Linked DNA regions of Homo sapiens: region 2 is linked to region 1. A link is a loop called in an ENCODE intact Hi-C map of the cell type or tissue named here. Cell type or tissue: right lobe of liver. All regions are shown on one strand.

Region 1 (2,500 bases):
TTAGCACTATTTTTACCCATTACAAAACATAAAGCTTCTAACTAGAGACACCTTGAATACCTGCAAAGTCCAAGAAAAAAGGGAACCAGCAGCTTGAGCCATCTCAAGGACTTCTCTATGGGAACAGGAGCCTTAGCATCCTCACCTACACAGTCCAGCTTCTCATAAGCACACAGACCTCTATCACACAGAACCTTAGTTCTGTGTCAAAGTCCAGTAAATCCTTACTCTATTCAAGAAATGTATATTGAGTGTCTCCAACAGACAATGCTCATCACTGGAGATACTAATATGGAAAAGACATGATCGCCACTCCAAGAGCTCAGAGTTTAAAAAGACAATACCTGGTTTCTGTTTTTTATCTTTAGTTAACATGCTTCTTGTTCACTTTCCCAAGATCTAGGCTCTAAACAATTCCTGATCTACAAACTCTGCTGGGGTAACCCCCTTGCTATGATACCACCCTTTAATATTGAATGCCCAGTTCATCCTGTCAGCCACCCATTAAAGACCTCAACAGGTCCCCTGGATTACATCCACAGAAAAAAGCAAGTTTCTCTCCATGTACAGTCTTAAACTCTTGGCTGTGCCCAAACAGAGACTAAACAAAAATGTCTCATTTCTGAACTAGTGTTTAGAAACTCTGTTATGGCAGCACTAGGACTGAATGCCGCAAGTGTGCACAGCTTCTGAGAAACAAAGGACTGGCTACATTCTAGAAAAGCTGGTTGTTTCATCACAATACAGAAATTAAAAATCACTAAGCTATTACATGGCAAACACATTCTGTTCCATTTTATTTATTAGGATGGTCTTATATGAACTATTCAAAAGGCTTATTTTTAAAAAAGGAGTTCTCCCCAACCCCATCACTAAATAGTTCAGTAATCACTAAGTAGCCATTTATTCAATTTGGTAATGGTCTGATTAAACAGCTCTCTAGTACACTAAAAACCATAGAGGTGAAATAAAACATTAGAGGTAAATGATTTTACCCACTGATGCATTTTCTCTCTGTTTCTAGGTCCTCCCTTTTAAAACTAAGTCAAAATCTGGTATATTTCAGTGGAACTGAGTTGTTTAGCTTTGTGAGTATCAGTTGCTACTCTAATATTACAGTATATAATATAACATTATATATATGGTATACATAACAATATAACATATAATATAATACTAAATGTAAAGACCAATTATTCAAAGCAATAGGAACTCTATGTTGTTTTAAAGTTCTACTACAATTTAATTTCACATATATTAATTTTGGTAAAAGATGATGTATTTTAATTAAACGAAATATCCCATATAAATATATTTTTTTATTTTTTTCCAGGAATTTTGACAAGATAATTAAACAAAATTGAGCATGTATATCATTTCACTGCCTTAACAGAGGCTCTTCTCCTTCCAGACTACCTTCTGAGAATGTTAGCAAATCTATTGGTCCCACAAATACAGTTGTGATACAAACCATTAACAGTGCCATCTGTTGGTAGCAGGCAATGTTGATATGCTTTCTTTCTATGGTGCAATTTCATTCTTATCTATAGACATCCCTAGGTTGAAAGGAGCTTCTCTTCTCCCAGATGGTTATTTCCAAGTGCACAGACATTGATGGGTTTGCTTTTCCTCCTCAACACCTAGCCAAGAGTCAGGTACTTCGTGGATATTCACTTGTTTTTTTTTATTGAAAAAGAATAAAATCATAAACATTTTTCTAATGTGGATTTAGAATAAAATAAGTACAAAAAAGCAGATACATATTTTTTTCAGTCATCCAGGATTGCTTAACCTTAAAATGCAAGTTTTGTTTGAGATACTATTAATGACTCTTGACATTTGACTATAAGATTGAAAAATAAGTCATTTAAAGTTTAGGACCGCTATTAAAACAGGTCATACTAAATAGCAAAAAAAAAAAAAAAAAAAAAAAAAAAAAAAATGGCTGGGCACTGTGGCTCACGCCTGTAATCCCATCACTTTGGGAGGCCAAGGTGGATGGATCATCTGAGGTCAGGAGATTGAGGCCAGCCTGGCCAACACGGTGAAACCCCGTCTGTATTATTTATGTATTTATTTATTTATTTAGCGATGGAGTCTCGCTCTGTCACCCAGGCTGGAGTGCAATGGCGCGATCTCAGCTCACTGCAAGCTCCGCCTCCCGGGTTCACGCCATTCTCCTGCCTCAGCCTCCCGAGTAGCTGGGACTACAGGCTCCCGCCACAGCGCCCAGCTAATCTCTTGCATTGTTAGCAGAGACGGGGTTTCACCATCTTGGCCAGGCTGGTCTCGAACTCCTGACCTCATGATCCACCCGCCTCGGCCTCCCAAAGTGCTAGGACCACAAGGGCGAGCCACCGCACCCGGCCTCGTCTCCACTAAAAATACAAAAATTAGCCGGGCATGGTGGCGGGCACCTGTAGTCCCAACTACTCAGGAAGCTGAGCAGGAGAATCGCTTGAACCCGGGAGGTGGAGATTGCAGTGAGCCGAGATGGCGC
Region 2 (2,500 bases), 100 kb after region 1:
CTGTCAAGATTTATATAGATAAACAATTTGTGATGTTTATTGACCAGTTCATTATGGTAAACAAAACAGGAGTAAAGCATCACTAATCTCTGCCAGCACTTTGCTATGATAGTTCTCTTTGGACCCTTACATAACTCAGTATTTGCTGGTTACAATGGGAAAGAAGTTGGCCTCTGTCTCCTACATCACAAATTTCATATACCTTCCTTTCTTAGGAATTTCTTCCAGTTGTGGAAACAGTGAGAGAAATGGTTATCCTAATTATTACTGTTGAAACCTAACTATTAATGAAAGGAATATGTTTCAGTAATGCACATCATTGTCAGAAAATTCATCATCTGAGGGAGAACTGCTGTAGGAGGCCCAGAGATATATCCCAAGATATATAGGTCAATTTATTGACATTTCTCTTTGTACACCCCTCCTCTCTATGGGGCCTCAGCTCATGGGTACTATCAAATTGATTTAAATATTGATTGACATAAATAACATTCATTGAGGGCCAGCTATGTTCCAGGACTGGAATAAACATCAAGGATGTAGAGATGAATCTTATAGAATTGCCCCGGTCCTCAAGGAGCTCACAATCTCGTATGCAAGAAAAAACGGAAACAGCATTAATAAAGATGTATCCAGACTCTAAAGGTCCAGAAAAGGGGCAACTTAACTAGTCTGGTAGCAGAAGAAGGGATGGGAAGGGTAATTTTAAGTAGAAGTCTTGGAGGAGATGCTTGGGCTGAACGTTAAAAGATGAGTAGAAATAAGCCAGGGAAGTCGGGGAGGGGCAAAAATAGAGAAAAAAAAGAAAAAGCAGAAGAGGGTATGAAATTGCAAGCACCTCAGTACTCCTGGATGTAAATTCATAATGAGAAATGGTGATAGATAAACCTGGAAAGGTGAGCAGAAGTAAGATAATGCTACCTTGGGGCAGTGGCAAGGAGCAATGGAAATGAGTAGGATAGACCTGAGAAATGTTAAGTAAAATTGGTAGAATGGGAGGCCGAATTGAAAAGAGAAGGGAGGATAGGTATAAAGTTACTCCCGGTCTTCTAACTTGCTAATGGGGATGATGAAGACATCATTCAACATAAAGAACGAAGGAGAAAGAGATCTCCAATTGCTAAGGGATTTTAGATAAGGATTATTAATAAACAAAAGAGAATGAGACTTCAAGGCAAATTGGAGAAATTCGGCAGAGTTTTTTTGTTTGTTTTTGTCTTAGTTTTTTCCATCAGTCCCTAACACAAAGGCTAGCACACAGTAAGGATTCAGTAAATATTGTCGGATACAGGAATTAATAGTGAATAAAGCACCAGGGAAGCTTTAGACTTAGGATAGGACACCGGAGATTAATCCAAACATGGTTTGTAGCTCTAGTAACAAGTTAGCTCTTTTGAGCCCCTTTTTATTGGCTTAACTCTGTCCCCCTGGCTAACCTCACTCCCAGGGAATGGACAGTTTTCTTTAAGAGCTGGTATCTGTTCAGATTCTCTTAAACCAGTGTTCTCAGTTCACAGAATTCGGTGAGTGCTACAGTGCCCTCTAGAGGAGTTTGGTTTTCCCCGATTAACAGAGGAGCTGTGGTTTCATTGAGCTTCTTAGTTTCGCTTTAGTTACAGACTACTAACAGCATCTGAATTCTCTTGGAGATGGAATCAGAATTATAGGAGAGGGATTTGAGGCTTGGGCATCCACGCTGTGTGAACTGAAAGCCATATTTACATGGCTTATTGAACAAGGAAATACGAGTGCCTCATCTGAAAGGGAGACGTTAACAGTGTGCAACCCCACCCTCTTTGGTGAATTTCCCAGGCACAAATAGAGAAACTCATAAAAGCTGGACCAGGGGCAGTGACTCCCTTGCATCCATGCAATAGTGACAGCTAAGTCCAGGCAGCTTGCTCAGCAAGGTTCTGATCTGAGAACACTGTCTCTTTCTCCTTTGTTGACACTCCACATATTTATGCAAATAACTAAATAACTTTCAGATATGATAGCAGAATCAAATTTTTAAAGTGCTCACAGATAGAAGAGAGATTTCACTTATTCTCTATGGTCTCAGAAGGCATAAATAAGACTAGGCAAGAAAGTCAAAAGACTGCAACTTTTTGGTCAATATAAATAATATATTTCTATTTGTTGAAGAATTACAGCTGTTTGAAATAAACATGAGCTACTTCATGAGACAGTGAGCTCCTTTTAGTTCCATGTTTTGGAGCAGAAGCTGAATGGCCATTCACCAGTTTTTCTGAAAAGGTGATTTACGCAGAGAAATGTATAGGGTAGAGTTTAACCAAAATTACTTTTAAGGTTCTTTCCCAGTCTATAAAGTTATGATTCTATTATGCTTAGTGAGACTAATTTGTCCAAGGTGACAGTAAATCTAGTTACAAGGTCAGCAATCTTTATCTATAAAGGATGAGATAGTAAATATTTTAGGCTTTGCAGGCCATATGAGCTCTATTGTAACTCAACTCTGCTGCTGTAGCAGGAAAGCAAC

Evidence for each region. A loop is a pair of places that touch in the nucleus more often than their neighbours do. Peaks named below come from ENCODE experiments on the same cell type or tissue, not always from the same donor. Only the 100,000 strongest peaks of a DNase experiment are listed, where the experiment ranks them.
Region 2: it touches region 1 in a loop (3-fold over the local background); 8 of 110 quality-filtered maps call a loop at or near these places.

What each region holds. Positions count from the first base shown.
Region 1 is chr1:216,118,310-216,120,809 of GRCh38, forward strand. The region is part of intron 21 of USH2A (usherin); the gene reads right to left. Among named protein-coding and RNA genes, the nearest start is that of USH2A-AS2, 47 kb to the left of the region's middle. In right lobe of liver, a CTCF peak has its summit at 1,500 (motif pointing left); no DNase peak of the experiment used is centred here.
Region 2 is chr1:216,219,805-216,222,304 of GRCh38, forward strand. All of the region lies in intron 14 of USH2A (usherin), which reads right to left. The region is part of intron 2 of USH2A-AS1 (USH2A antisense RNA 1); the gene reads left to right. Among named protein-coding and RNA genes, the nearest start is that of USH2A-AS1, 27 kb to the left of the region's middle. In right lobe of liver, a CTCF peak has its summit at 1,546 (motif pointing left); a DNase peak (open chromatin) is centred at 1,547; H3K4me3 peaks cover 480 bases; H3K27ac peaks cover 382 bases.